Linked DNA regions of Homo sapiens: region 2 is linked to region 1. The links are chromatin loops, found by intact Hi-C in ENCODE. Cell type or tissue: mammary epithelial cell. All regions are shown on one strand.

Region 1 (8,000 bases):
GAGGCATGAGAATCACTTGAGCCTCGGAGGCAGAGGTTGCAGTGAGCCGAGATCGCGCCACTGCACTCCAGGAGCCTGTGCGACAGAGCAAGACTGTATCAAAATAAATAAATAAGTAAAGTAACTAAAAATAAATAAAAAGAAAAGAGGACTTCCTGAAGCTAAGAAAAATCAATTCTTAAAAGTTAATACAATTTTAAATTTGATTGCCAGTTTATTATAAGATGTTTTAATCAGATATTTTGCCAAAGTTAGAAAGGGCTAGGATCATGCCTGTAATCCGAACACTTTGGCAGCCCGAGGTGGGTGGATCACTTGAGGTCAGGAGTTTGAAACCAGCCTGGCCAACATGGTAAAACCCCATCTCTACTAAAAATACAAAAAAATTATCCAGGCATGGTCGTGGGCACCTGTATTCCCAGCTACTTGGGAGGCTGAGGCAGGAGAATCGTTTGAACCTGGGAGGCAGAGGTTGCAGTGAGCCGAGATTGTGCCACTTCACTCCAGCCTGGTTGACAGAGTGAGATGCCATCTCAAAAAAAGAAAAAAAAAAAAGAAAGAAAGAAAAGAAAATATAAAAACAGTTCATCCAGTAGAATGAGACATGGTGGATTAATTTTAGAGGACAGTTATGTCTAAGTGTAGATTTTCCACTGCAAAGACAGATGTATTAGTATTATCTCCAGATAATTAAGGAAATAGACAAAACAACTCAAACATACAAGTTCTAATGTTTTTATCACACAAACATATACGAATTTTGCCCTGTATTCTTGGAGAAACACAACCATTTTCTCCCTACAACTTGCTTCTCTAGCAATAGGATCTGCCAGAGAATACAGCTATGAGTATGTTTTCCAGGAAAAATTTGTTGTATTTTAAATTGACAATTTTTTCATCTTTTCATATGAAAGCCTTATTTGCTATTTATAGAGGCCTATTGTTTTAGCTGCCTACCTGGTTGGAGTGACAAAGAACCAGCTTTTCTTGCTGAAAACTGAACTAAACCATTTTAATACTCCTGCTTCCCTAGACAAACTTTTTCTAAATAAACATAATCATGGGTGCTGGGTGTTTTATTTTGTAATTAAAGCCTAAAATCATCCCTTGTCTTATATTCCTCTTCACATCTATACATATACTCATCCTTTTCTACCTCCCTCATGCACAGAACCACAAATTTACAACTGACTGAAATGAATATGTTTCATGATGTATTTATTTTTCTCTCCAAGTTCTGCAAGAAAAACTGTCTAGAAGCCAGTGACCATTAATAACTCCTTTCTTGCCAAGTAGCTACTGGTATTTGTTCAAAACATATTCATAGCTTGCCACTCTAACAACTTGGAAAGTAGTTTAAAATCACTACCATCCTTTTCCATCCCACAGCAATTTTGCATTTCAGTGCTTCACTGGACATCTCAGGAATAATCAATAGGACTCAGATTTTCCTCTTAACTTGTAGGGTAGAACTTTGATTGGTAGGGATGTCAAATCTTGGAAGGTTTGACTAAACCCCACTTCCTTCTCCTTCCCCTCAATGTGGGCATCCCTAAGACTCTGTCCTTTTCTTGCTCCTAATTTTCTTCCTCAGAGCTCTCACCTCTCCCGTGGGATCAATGATTCCTTTCATAAAGATGGTTGGTAGAACTATCATCTTACTATGTTTGTGTTCTTATATGTAACATTGTGTATTTTATATATAACATAAAATGTACTATTTTAGCCATTTTAAGCATACATTTCAGTGACATTATTGTGCAACCATCACCACCATCACACATCTCCAGAACTTTTATCTTCCCAAACTGAAACTCCATCCCATTAAACAGTAACTTCCCATTCCTTCCTTCTCCAAGCCCCTGGCAACCACCATTCCACTTTTTGACTCTATGATTTTTTTTTTTTTTTCAGATAAGGTCTCACTCTGTCACCTAGGCTGGAGGGCAGTGGCGTGATCTCAGTTCACTGCAACTTCTGCCTCCCGGATTCAAGTGATTCTCCTGCCTCAGCCTCCCAAGTAGTTGGGATTACAGGTGGGTACCACCATATCTGGCTAACTTTTGTATTTTTATTTTATTTATTTATTTATTTTTGAGATGGTGTCTCACTCGGTTGCCCAAGCTGGAGTGCAGTGGCATGATCTCGGCTCACTGCAACTTCCACCTCCCGAGTTCAAGTGATTTTCCTGCCTCAGCCTCCAGAGTAGCTGGGATTACAGGCGCCTGCCACCATGCCCTGCTAATTTTTATATTTTTAGTAGAGATGGAGTTTCATCATGTTGGCCAGGCTGATCTTGAATTCCTGACCTCAAGTGATCCGCACGTCTCGGCCTCCTAAAGTGCTGGGATTACAGGCGTGAGCCACTGTGCCTGGCCAAAGTTTCTTTTCTAACATCTCGTATAAAGACTTCTCTTCTAAGCTCCATCTCCACACTTCCAGCTGTAGTGGATACTTTTCTTAGTTGTGCTATGGCTGATCAGTCCTTCTGTATGAAACTCCTACTCCTCAGTAACTCAGGCTTAAGAAATATAAGGTAGCTTTTACTTTTCATCTCTTTTATTGTCATTATTCCAACTTAGACTCTTAATATTTTTACCTCTACCTCCAATTCATACTGTTCTATCTTGCTAAACTAAACTTAAAATATCTTCTGTCACTTTCCTTTCCAATACCCTCTAGCTTATTAAATAATTTCTAAAATTCTTAGCTAAATGTCAGAGGCCCTCTTGATCTATTCCTTACTCTTAGTTTGTTTGGAATACTATAACAAAATATCTTAGACTGGGTAAATTATAAATAAGAGAAACGTATTTTTCCACAGTTCTGAAGGCTGGGAAGTCCCCGATCAAGGCACTAGCAGATTTGAGTCTGGTAAAGGCTTACCCTCTGGTTCATAGATGACATCTCTTGCTGTGTCCTCACACGGTGGAAGGGGCAAACTCTGTGTCCTCACATGGCAGAAGGGCAAAAGTGGGAACAAATGCTGTGCCATCACATGGCAGAAGAGATGGAAAGGCCAGGAAGCTCTCTAATGGACTTGTAAAAGGCCATTATTAATTCCATTGTTTGAGAGTTAATCACTTTCCCAAATGCCCCACCTCTTAATACCACCACGATGAGGATTAATTTTTTTTTTTTTCAACCTGGAGTTTCACTCTTGTTGCCCAGGCTGGAGTACAATGGCACGATCTCAGCTCACTGCAACCTCTGCCTCCCGTTTCAAGCGATTCTCCTACCTCAGCCTCCCGAGTAGCTGGGATTACAGGTGCATGCCACCACGGCTGGCTAAGTTTTGTATTTTCAGTAGAGACAGGGGTCTCACCATGTTGGTCAAGCTGGTCATGAACTCCTGACCTCAAATGATTCACCTGCCTCAGCCTTGGAAAGTGTTGGGATTACAGGCATGAGCCACCGCACCCAGCCGGAGATTACATTTTGACATGAATTTTGGAGGGATGCAAATATTCAAACCACAGCACTAGCCGACATTTTTAGTTTCCATATCAGTTGATTAATCTCAACAGAGTCAACCATCCACTCCACTCCATCTGTATCTATTAAACTCATTAAATGCCTTGTGTTTTCCTGCCTGAATATCTTGGCCATGCGATTTCCTATATCTGGACAGCCTTTCTCTCTCTCTTCACTATCTCCTCCTACACATCTTCCTGTGGATTGCAGCACACACTGATGTCTCTCTTTTCTCTCTTTAGTAATTATTGTAAATCTCTCTTTTACTTCTTAGCAAATAACTGTCTTGGAATTATTTTTCCACTTTTCTATGTCTTAGTTTCCAGCTAGATTGTACATTCCTGGAGTCAGGGACTATGTCATTTACTTATTCATTCCATAGTGACTGAGTACCTCTGGAATGTTTTTGGCCCTCTGCTGGGGTTACAAATTGGTTTGTGGTGTGCTCACTGCTTTTAAGTTGCTCACATGGGGATATAGACACAAAGGCAAATTATTGCAATTCAATATGATAATGGCTTTAGTGGAGCCACAGACAGAAAAAGAATAGCTAACCTTACCTAGGGGAACTGAAAAGGGCTTATACTTGACATTTCCACATTGACCAATGATCCCCTAAAGAATCACATAAATTCCTTGTAGGTGATAACTCATGATTTTCACAATTGATTTTTCTGTCACTCTAGAGAAACCATTAGTCTTTTCATGAATTTGTCTGCAGTATTCACATGTGTGGATGTTTTTAAACTACCGAATGTTAGGAAAAATTGTCAGGCCCTAATGAATTAGAATTTTTTTTGCAATTCAAATTTACAATGGGTACATATAGACCCCTACCTTGAAGACGGTGTTCCAGGAGTCAGGAAATTGCTGCAGTACATGGTCTACTTCCCAAAGCCTGGATGATTGGTGAAGAATGGATGTCTGGAGAATAAAGTGATAGTATTCAAGGCCAGGCACAGTGGCTTATGCCTGTAATCCTAGCACTTTGGGTGATTCTCTTGAGCCCAGGAGTTCAAGACCAGCCTGGGCAACATGGTGAAACCTCATCTCTACAAAAAATACACACACACACACAAAATAGCCAGGGATGGTGGCATGTGCCTGTGATCCTAGCTACTTGGGAGGTTAAGGTGGGAGGATTGCTTGAGGCCAGGAGTTGGAGGCTGCAGTGAGCTATGATTGTTCACCGCACTCCAGCCTGAGTGACAAAAAGAGATCCTGTCTCAAAAAAAAAAATACATAAAAATAAATACATAAAATAAAAATAGAATAAAAAGAGGATACTATTCAGGTAACACCCAGTACTCAAAAGAAAAGATGGTAAAACTTTTAAAGATTATGTTATTTTTGATGGGGGGACGTGTCTTAGTGCATTCCTGCTGCTGTAATAAAATGCCACAGACTGAGTAATTATAAATATTAGAAATTTATTTCTCCTAGTTTTGGAGACTGGGGAGTCCAAGTTCAAGGCTCAGACACATTTGGTGTCTGGTGGGGACCCACTGTCTGTTTCCAAGATAGCGCCTTGTTGCTATATCCTCCAGAGAGGATGAACGCTATGTTCTTACCTGGTGGAAAGGATTGTAGGATAAAAGAGACTAAGATGCTGTCTTCAACCTTTTTTATAAGAACACTAATCTCATTCCTAAGGATGGAGTGCTTATGACTTAATTGCTTCCCAAAAGGCCCCCACCTCTTACTGTTATCACATTGGGTGTTAGGTTCCAACATGAATTTTGGAGAAAAACACACATTCAAATCATAGGCAAGTGGGAATCTTATATGTAGATATTTTCATTTCTCTTCCCTTCTCATAAGGTCCATACCTCAAAGCCTGCTGGATGTCGCTGATTTCATGTGTTAAAGAAGGAAAACCCTTTCCTGCCTCTGAGGACTTTTGCCTAGAGTTCAGTTAATTAGGAAAGGGGAAAAACTAGTCTTGAGAATCTGCCCCTAATGGGATGACATCCCAGCTCTTTAACGCTGCATCTATGATATTCCTCACCTGTACATCCAGTTAAATGAGACCATTTATTGCTTTATTCAACAGTTACTTGTTGAAGGTCTATTGTCTGCCAGAGGCTCAGAGTAAATCACTGTTAGTCCATTTGTGCTGCTATAACAAAATATCCAAAACTAGGTAATTTATAAACAAGAGAAATTTATTTCTTACAGTTCTAGAGGCTGAGAAGTCCAAGATTAAGGTGCTGGCAGGGTCAGTGCCTGGCGAGGGCTGCTCTCTGCTTTCGGATGGTGCCTTGTTGCCGTATCTTCCAGAGGGGATGAATACCATGTCTGCACATGGTGGAAGGACAAAAAAGGGGCTCTGCAACTCACTTGAGCTTTTTTTATAAGGAGATTTATCCTATTCATAGAGCCCTCATGACCTAATCACCTCCCCAAAGCCCCACCTCTTTTTTTTTTTTTTGAGACAGGGTCTCATTCTGTCAACCAGGCTGGAATGCAGTGGCATGATCATGGCTCACCGCAGTCTCAAACCGAAACGATCCTCTTACCTCAATTTCCTGAGTAGCTGGGACTACAGATGTGCACCATTATACCTGGCTAATTTAAAAAAATTGTTTTTGTAGAGATGGGGGTCTCACTATGTTGCCCAGGCTGGTCTTGAACTCCTGGGCTCAAGCAAACCTTCCACCTTGGCCTCCCAAAAAATGCTGGAATTACTGGCATGTGCCACCAAGCCTGGCCCAAGCCCCACCTATTGATGTCATTGCCTTAGGGGTTAAGTTCCAACATGAATTTTGGAGGGACACATTCAAACCATAGCAATCACAGGAATGGTGTTTACCTTTTTGGAGCCGACACAGATAAAATAGAGTCACAAACAAGAATTAATTAGAAACAGTGATAGGTTTTATCAAGGAAGCACAAATGTCAGCAACAGAGAAAAATTAGGTAGGACTCTCTGTGTTTGCCCAGAGAAGTGTGTTCCAAGGAGGTGACATTAAAGTTGGCAGAAAGATGAGGAAGAGCCAGGCAGCCTTAGAGTAGAGGGAGTGTCCCAGGAAAGAGAGAACTGTGTGTATGAGAGGGTCCCAGGATGGGGGGACAGGGAGAGAGGAGGGCTGGAGAGCACTAACCCCATCTAACTGGCAGGGATATGACATGGGAGTTAAAGAGTACAGACTCAGGAACCAGATTGACCTGGTTCAAGTCTCCACTCTGCCTCTGCTAACGCTGTGATTTCATGTAAGCTTCGAGTTCAATTTTTCAGTTGTCTCATCTATAAAATGGAGGTTAAACATAATACTTGTCTCATAGGGTTTCAGGAGAAGCCATAAACCCACTTTTTAACATGAACTCTCCCAATTTTTAAATTTTGGTCACTTATTTGGAAAGATTAAAAAAAAAAAAACTGAGTAAATTGACAGGGCCCAGTGGCTCACGCCTGTAATCTCAGCACTTTGGGAGGCAGAGGCGGGTGGATCCCTTGAGTTCAAGAGTTCAAGAGTTCAAGATTAGCCTGGGTGGCCAGGCGTCGTGGCTCACGCCTGTAATCCCGGCACTTTGGGAGGCCAAGGCAGGCAGATCATGAGGTCAGGACCTGCCTGGCCAGCATGGTGAAACCCCATCTCTACTAAAGGTACAAAAAACTAGCCGGGCGTGGTGGTGTGCACCAGTAATCCCAGCTACTCGGGAGGCTGAGGCAGGAGAATCAGTTGAACCTGGGGTGACAGGGCAAGACTCCACCTCAAAAAAAAAAAAATTAGCCTGGGCTACATGGCAAAACCCCGTCTCTACAAAAAATACAGAAATTAGCCAGGTGTGGTGGCATGTGTCTGTGGCTGCAGCTACTTGGGAGGATGAGGTGGGAGGATTGCTTGAGCCGGAAAGGTTGAGGCTGCAGTAAGCTATGATGGCGCCACTGCACTCAAGCATGGGTGACAGAGTGAGACCCTGCCTTGAAAAAAAACAAAAACAAAAAAACCCAAACTGAGTATTTAACTCCATTTGTGAACTCTTTATGACTTGGGGGGGGTCACTAGTTTACAGTCTTTTATTTGGTGCCTCATATGGCCCATAGTTTGGATTTTTTCCCTCAAGTTTTATGGGAATTCATTGAGATGACATAATCTGACCTATGTTTTAAAGATGATGTGACTGCAGACCAGAAAATGGATTAGAGAGGGCAACGGGGAAGCAGTAAGACTGTTAAGACTTGGATGCAATTTCTAGAATGACCCTAGAATGCTTTAATGACTCAGCTCAGCTGTTTAGTTACTTCCTTTTCCATTTGCTCCCATCCCTAAACTCCCGTTAGTCCAGAGTCATTCTGAGACTTTCTTAAGGCTTCATCCATTTACATTTGGAAGCCTCTGCCCATATTATCTATGTATTTGTTCATTCATCCATTCATTCAACAGACACTTACTTAGTATTTTTCTCTGTGCCAGGTACTGTTCACTGTTCTAAGCACTTGACATTTACTTCTCACAGTCTTCTAGAGGTAGGTATTATTATTACCCTTTTTTTTTTTTTTTTCTGAGACAGAGTCTTGCTCT
Region 2 (8,000 bases), 63 kb before region 1:
CGGGCTGGGGTGAGCCTGAGCGTCTGCAGACCTTGTGGTACAAAAGTAGTTACAGCTGAGCTGCCCCATGTTAAGCCCTGAGACTCCTTAATTGTTGTCACAAGATGTTGGATTAGCACATTTCTGGAATAGCTGTCTGTTTACACTCCAGAGACCCACCGTCCACTAACCGCTTTCTAATTGAATTCTAATCACATTCAAATAGCTCAATAACCAGCCTCAGCTGCAATTCATAAAACTTTAATTGCCATCCATAAATCCTGGGCTCCCCAGAGCCGGGCATCCCTACAACCCAATTACACTTCTCTAGCAGGCAAGAGAGACTGTCACAGAGATGGAGAGGGGAAGACAGAGGATGGAAAGATAGAGCCGTGCCTCTAGCTAGTGCTCTCCTGGATTTGGGCACCTTGTTCTCTCAGGTGGAGGGAGTCCTGTCTCTAAGTTTCTTAGCACCATCATGAACTCAGGATTGAAGTTAGCTGCTCTGGAAAAAGGATCAGACTTCTAACTATTGCCCAACCACATGGCCCCAGCCCGCTTTTCTGCAGGGGGAAATGAAGAGAGAAAATGGCCACCTCTGCTGCCTTGCCTTCTCCGAAGATAAATAGTCCCAATAGTTTGGCAGCCACCCTCTCTCGGGCAGTAAGGGGTGTGCAAGACTTCCATGGACCAGAGAGAGTTCCCTTACAAAGCCACTTCTGCCAATCAGAGGCAAGATTCCCTGGATGGCTGAATCCTCTTCATCCTTTTTAGGTTCTTAAGATGCAGAGGAAAGAGTGCTTCCTGGTTAGCCTTGCTAAGCTGCCCATGATTGGTAAAAATGAGGGACAGGAAATCCTCAGACCCAGAGCGAAGGTCTATCTAATCCCTGCTGCGTCTTTAGGAGGGCTTGGTGTTTGAGGTCCTCCCTCCAAAATCTTCAGGATGGAGTTTGTAGGATTGCCCTGGAATGCCATGGTGTTACTACTTGGAGAAAGAAAAGGGTGACTCTTCAACATCTCTCTCTCTCTGCGGAAGTGGGAGGTGCCGATCAGAAAGGGAAACAAGGAAGGGTCGTTGGTCTGAGTGGCCCCAGGAGGGCCCCAAGTACAAAGACACTTCAGACCTTGTCGAACATCAGCATGAAAAGCTTGACGGTTTCTTAGCTGGGAGGCCTCACAGTTCTGCGCCGGACAGTCCTGAACTAACCACCTGAATGACCTCTGCCAAGTCCAAAAGCTGTGGACAGGGGTAGGTGTAACCGTGGCCAGAGCTGCGCTCAGGGACTGGACGACTGCCAGTCCGTCGCCCGCACAATCCTGCTCCAAACCGCAGGCCTCACACTTCACCGCGCCGCAGCCACCCCTACCACAGAGGAGCTGGAAACACTGAGCATTCCTATTAAATAAGCCTCCAAGTCCCCACCTGGTACGCTTTGCGGTGGGGCGTGGGGAAGAGTTGGGCTGCGGCCAGGGTAGCGAGAGGGGGTGGGATGGAGGATGCAGCGCTGTGATTTCTCAGTAAAGCGTGGAGAAAGAGGGGGAGGAGGCCGGCCTCCCCGGGAAATTAACAAAACCTACACTTTGCAAAGTCTCCCCCATCCCCCTCCCCCGAGTTCTTCCCCGCCGCGCGCCCGCCCCTCCTCGCGGCTTCTGTTGTGACTCGGGCAGCCTATCCCGAGGGTGCGGAGCTGCCGAGGAGCCTGAGCCGAGCGGTACTCCGCAGCATCACGTGCCAGGGTGGGGGGCTATAAAATACCCGAGCCGGGGCGCCGGGCGGGGGACGTGAGGACCAGCCCTCTCCGGGGACCCCTTTGTTCCCAGCCCAGACGCCAACACCTCTGCGTCCCCAAGGGCTTGACTGCCCGTGTCTGCGCGGCTCCCAGGGCAGAGCTTAGAACACTAGAGGAGAGGGGTCGCCGCGAACTGCCGGGGCTTCCAGCCACCCACCCCTCTCGACATGTCGCGCTCCTTCTATGTCGACTCGCTCATCATCAAGGACACCTCACGGCCTGCGCCCTCGCTGCCTGAACCGCACCCCGGGCCGGATTTCTTCATCCCGCTTGGCATGCCGCCCCCATTGGTGATGTCCGTGTCCGGCCCCGGCTGCCCGTCCCGCAAGAGCGGCGCGTTCTGCGTGTGCCCTCTCTGCGTCACTTCGCACCTGCACTCCTCTCGGGGGTCTGTGGGCGCCGGCAGCGGGGGCGCAGGGGCCGGGGTTACCGGGGCCGGAGGCAGTGGGGTGGCAGGGGCCGCAGGGGCACTGCCTCTGCTTAAGGGCCAGTTCTCTTCGGCTCCTGGGGACGCGCAGTTTTGCCCGCGGGTGAACCATGCGCATCATCACCACCACCCGCCGCAGCACCACCATCACCATCATCAGCCCCAGCAGCCTGGCTCGGCCGCGGCGGCGGCAGCAGCAGCAGCGGCGGCGGCGGCCGCGGCGGCCTTGGGGCACCCGCAGCACCACGCACCTGTCTGCACCGCCACCACCTACAACGTGGCGGACCCGCGGAGATTCCACTGCCTCACCATGGGTAGGGCGGGGTCTTGGGGCACCTGCGCTCCGCGCCTTTCGCGCTCCTGGAGCAAACTTTCCACCTCCAGTGGAGGAAGTGGGAGCCCGGGGACAGGGTGAAGAGAGAGGACGGGCTTTTAGTGTAACCGTAGAGTCAGCCACAGAAGTTCCACGAAAGTGGAAGTTAGTTTGCCAGCTTCTCCACTCAGCCTGGTGCGTTTTACTCCTAGTAGTAGGTGCTCGAGTATTGCCTTATTAATACTGGGGCCTTAGGGACCTCGAACGTCACGGCGGATAAACCAGAGGTTAACTGCTTGGGATTTGGGGTGGGTGTGTTTGAACCTGTGTGGCATCCCCGCGTCGGGGCGGCTAAAGCGTCTTGACGTTTTTGGCTAAGCCTGCGCGCTTCTCCGCTTGGCTCAAAGGGAGGCGATCAGATAGTGCAAGCCCCCATCCCTCTTTAATCCTGTGACTTCGCATCCTGCGCATCGAAGACCTTTATTTGCTTTGCACGTCTCTTTTCTTCCCCGCTAAGCAACCACGTGCCTTGAAATGGGAAAGGGATACAGATGTTCGGCTGGGCTTCCCCGGGTGGGTCCCTGAAATGCGTCCTGGTTAGCACATGGGGTGGGAGCACCTTGCCCGAGCCTTACCTCTCTACCCTCTCTTCGCCGGTCCGCAGGAGGCTCTGACGCCAGCCAGGTACCCAATGGCAAGAGGATGAGGACGGCGTTCACTAGCACGCAACTCCTGGAGCTGGAGAGAGAATTCTCTTCCAACATGTACCTGTCTCGACTCCGGAGGATTGAAATCGCCACTTACCTGAACCTGTCGGAGAAGCAGGTGAAAATCTGGTTTCAGAACCGCCGAGTGAAGCACAAGAAGGAGGGGAAGGGCACGCAGAGGAACAGTCACGCGGGCTGCAAGTGCGTCGGGAGCCAGGTGCACTACGCGCGCTCCGAGGATGAGGACTCCCTGTCGCCGGCCTCAGCCAACGATGACAAGGAGATTTCCCCCTTATGAGGGAGGGCCTCCTCCCTCACATCCCCCGCTCCTGGCAGACCAGGCAACGCCAAGGCGTGGGGCACCCAGGGGCCAGAATCCTTGCTCATTGCAGTGGTCCCATCTGGAGAAGAAACGAACCTGGAAGTTCTGGAATGGACAAGCCGGGACCTGACCCTTCGCGTCTCCTTCTTGACCTGTTTATCTAGGACTCCAACTTGAAGTTACAGATTTTTTTAAAAAATGTAAATAACCTATAATTCAACTCATTCTTGTCGTATAACAGAGGAAAAACAGGGTTGGTTTAAGTTTAACACTGTATGGGGTTTTTGAAAGCACATGTCAGTTCCCCATCCCTACTCTCTTTCAGAACTCGATAAGAACACAGGATTTATTGATTATTTTCTGTTGTCGTTTTCAAACAAAAACACCCAAGTTGAAAATAATTTAGAAAATTAGACCTTGTAGGTCTTGCTTTCTGAAATTTCGCCTGGGGAGAATTTAAAATCTAAGTCGCTGGAAGTCCCTTTGTATGTGAATAGGTTTATATAAAATTTATATTTATATTTATTTAAATAAATGAAACAAAAACCAGAATTTTAAATCTGTGGTGTTTGCTCTCCCTATCTTCTCCTGCCCCCTCCTCCAATGTCTAGAGAAAGGCATATGCAGGAAAAAGCTGTCTGAGGAATTCGAGGAAAATGTTGAGTAAGAACTTGGTAATGTGGGTCTCTTGACTGAGGGAGTTTGTGGCTCAATGGGTTTTCTATGTAACAGAACTTTCGCCAAGGAGACACCTTTAGTCATGATGGCATCTACCAGGCAGTGCCTCTCCATCCTTAAAATAGGCAACCTCCTCACAGTTGATAGGACAAATCACTCCATTTGGAATGACACTGACCATTAACGACAGGTAAACCTTTATTTAGCAAGGAAGGGTAAAAATCCCCCATCTAGTTTTTGTTTTCTTCTTTCTACTTCCTCATTTCTCTCAGTACGAAAACTTGAATTATGTGAAGGAATTTGTAGAGTCAGAATAGTTTTAGGAAGAGCAACAATCCATCAAACAGGTCAGAAGCAAACAGTGGAAACTTAATAACGATGCTACAAGCAGAATTAGCGGGTTTCCCTCAATGTTAAGAAAACAAAAAGTCAGGGACAGGAAGTATTCTGTTCAAAGATTTATAATCTCACTTTTTCAAAGCAGCCCAGAGATGCCTTTAGAGCTTTGAGTTTTGGGGCTTTTTTTCCCGGTCACCCTAATATTCAGTTAATTTGGCTCCCTTCTAGTCCCTTCCAGCCCACCCCCCTTCCCATAGCCTAGCAGAATCACTTCCTTTAAGCCTGGTCCCAGAGAAGACTTATTTCTAGCTCTTCCCTCAGCAGGGCAACTGGCTCTCTCCTCAGTGCGGCCTGGGCTTGTTATCTTAGGGAGAGAAGTGAAGAAACTGGAAACAGGAAAACGAAGAGATCTCATTCCCTGCAAGCTGAGCCCCACTAATCCTCAACCGGTGTGATTTCTGATTAGGTTCTATAAAGACGCCACCCAATAGGTTCAAGCCACAGGAGTTAATGACAACACACATACACAAGGGCTTTAGGTCTGAGTTACTAGAGGCCGGTCGGACTGAACCTCACCAGGTACGGCTGGGGTTCTAAAACTGGACACGGTTTTCCCTGAGTGTTGTCTTTAGCGCGCGCGCGCGCGCGCACACACACACACACACACACACACACACACACACACACACACAGTAGGCTCAGAAGGAAAATCCCTCTTCGTTCCGTCAAGGGACATAGGGAGGAGGGCCCGCACTGTGTGAGGCTGAAAAGGGAGCTGCCGGCGCTTTGTGCAATGTGCTGAGCTCTGTCCTGCGCAGAGGTCCCAGACAGCCGGCTCACTACTGCCTGGCCTGGGAAGCTCAGGCCTCTGGATCTCTTTCCTCCTGTCTCTCACGCGCAGAGCTCCGGGCTCTTCGCCCTGCCCGCCACGAAAGGGAGGAGGCGCAGGCCGGCTGCCTTTCCAAAAGATTCTGTCTCCCTTCTTCCCAAGAAGCAGGCCTCTCCGCGCGCGAGAACAGAGGTGGGAGGACGGGAGTTTGCAGGCGCAAAGAACAGGAGTTTAAGCAGACTATTTCCACCAGGGGAAATAAGAAGCACAAAGAGCGCCTGCTGCAGCTCTTTGCGCTCTTGCCCAAAGCTAAGCTTCCTCTGGGCTGTGGGGAGACTCCTCTGGTCCCCGTTCCATCTACCCAGCCCGGCCCCTCTGGGGCTCAGCGCTTGGGTTTAGCCCTCCCCTATGTCCATGACTAGCCCCGATCACAGTCTCTTAAGCCTCTCCCGGCCCCCGGCTCCCAGGCCCTGCGGAGCCAAGCACTTGGAACACCAGGTACCGCGCGCGGTGGACCCAGCTCTGCCATGCCGCAGATAGCCGCAGTGCCAACCCTGTTTAGATGGTTTGGATCTGCTTGGATGGCCCCAGCCCCTCTTGCTTCGATCTTTGGGGAAGTTCCCTAGGGAAAGGAGAATAAACAAAGTATTTCTGCCCAGAGGCAAAAAAAAAAAAAAAAAAAAAAAAAAAAAAGCGTAGCGATACCTATTTAGATGTTGGGACACTCTCCATAGAAGAAAAGGTTCTCCAGGGTTCCCAGGGAGGTCTTCCTTCTAGGACATCCGATGCAAAGTGGACTCCTTTGGTCACTTTCAGAATGGAGTATGAGGTCTCCTACTATGCTAGAATAAGTTTTACATGTTTCCCTATCCCCACTCCTCAAAAAATATCAGTTGATGTTTTTGAAGTTTTCAAATCGGAATAATGCTTTGGTATTTTGGAGTCGGTCTGATTCTAAAGACCAACAGTTTCACTTTAGTTTAAGAGCATTTAAGCCAACCCTCAGAAACTCACATTCTCAGCTAAATAATCTTGATATCAAACACCCATTTAAGAGGAAAGTTTAAGATGTATGGGGTCACCCTTGACAATTTCTCTACCTGGGAAGCACTAGATACTAGTTTCCATTATGCCCCAATTGAAAAACAGAAACAGAACTATGTTCCCCCAGAGCATGACCTCTTAGAGAGGTCATGGAAAGAAAGAAAGAATGGAAAGAAAGAGAATGAAAATGAGAATGAGAATTAGAAAACAGGAACTTGCTCCACCAAGAGAAAATCAGTGGGTAGCACCCGCTGTGAGTGTGGTTGAGTCCATCTTTTTGAGAACAAGTCTCATGTTAGTTTTAAACAGGAAAAGAGCTGGGGGTGGAAGGCAGAGTGGAGAGCAGGAAGGATGACCTCTCACCCATGTGCCCTGGCCCAGCCCAGACATTCAGAGCATAGAGGAGGAACAGAGACTTTTCCCCTTCACTCTCCCACTCAGCCACCAACAAATGCCTAAGGCCAAGGGCCTGATACTGATAGCAAACTAGGCCAAAAGCAAAAGTGACCCAGTAGCCCATCCTTAGGGTGTCAGTGGGCCTGCATGATGGAGACACTGGTGCCCATAGACCTCTTTTCCTCTAGGGTCCTTATTCTGAAGTGGTCATCATAGCTCAGTCCCTTCCCCACTCCCCTAAAGAATATCTAATAATTTTAGGAGAGACAAAACACTTGGGGATGTGAAGTCTTTGATTTCTGACCTCCGCCTCCGTCTCCTCATTGCCAACCACCACCCCGCTAACCCACAACGCCCCACCAGTTCTGTCCAGTTATATCTGGTCAGGATTAGAAATGCAGTTTGCTTGGCACACTCTAACTGTGGTCAGACAATTGCCAGAAAGGTGGTGGTTCTAACTAAAAGCAGTCACAGAGGGCAACAGGGGCTTTGTATGTACATGTGTGTAGTGTGTGCATGCATGAGGCACATGTGTGTGTGAAAGAGACAGAGAGGGTCCTTTGATGGTGGTGATGTAGGTGGAAAAGAGTAATTTTTAACCAGGTTTTCTTTTTCTTTTTGTTTCCCACTTATACCTTTCCTGCAGGTTCCACTCGCTTTTAATGGCACTCCTTGAGAGATTTCTTTGAGGGAGATGGGGAGGTGCTCAGTGTTGGGTTGTGGGGAGGAAAAACAGTCTGAACATGGAGGGGAGACATGGAGAAGAGCTCTGGGGCATGATCTCAAGCCCAGCCTTACGGGTGTGAGAGAGGGGAGGAGAATGACACTCCAATAGAACCTATTTGCTAGAGGAAATCAAGTTTAAAGGAGCAATCACTCCTTTCAAAAGAGCTCCTCCCATCTTCTCCAAACACAGCCCAAAGCTGTCCTAGACGATGAATGCAGTTCAGTGCATCAAAGCAATTGTTCCTATTTTCATTATTCACAGGAAATCTTTGAATGTACCTGTTAAGGTGACAGACCTTTTAAAAGGGAACATTTTTTTCCATGCAATTAAATGGTGCATTTACTAGGCGTCTATTAACATAATTTAATATAAATCTATTTTATAAATCTTTAGGCTCACATTACTGAAAATTGAGCTTCTCTTAAAAAATGCCCACATCTCTTCCCT

The links. Hi-C counts contacts between places; a loop is a spot of excess contacts. Peaks named below come from ENCODE experiments on the same cell type or tissue, not always from the same donor. Only the 100,000 strongest peaks of a DNase experiment are listed, where the experiment ranks them.
Region 2: it touches region 1 in a loop (3-fold over the local background); 4 of 110 quality-filtered maps call a loop at or near these places.

What each region holds. Positions count from the first base shown.
Region 1 is chr4:54,161,726-54,169,725 of GRCh38, forward strand. No RefSeq gene overlaps it. Among named protein-coding and RNA genes, the nearest start is that of PDGFRA, 64 kb to the right of the region's middle. In mammary epithelial cell, a CTCF peak has its summit at 3,895; a DNase peak (open chromatin) is centred at 3,886; H3K27ac peaks cover 468 bases.
Region 2 is chr4:54,098,407-54,106,406 of GRCh38, forward strand. GSX2 (GS homeobox 2) reads left to right here and starts at 1,757. Exons shown (of 2, transcript NM_133267.3): 1 at 1,757-2,512; 2 at 3,176-4,092. The coding sequence starts at 1,939. The coding sequence ends at 3,516. RefSeq lists enhancers at 1,601-2,391, 2,392-3,183, 3,184-3,973, 4,805-5,580, 5,581-6,355. In mammary epithelial cell, no CTCF peak of the experiment used is centred here; no DNase peak of the experiment used is centred here; H3K4me3 peaks cover 1,260 bases; H3K27me3 peaks cover 2,396 bases.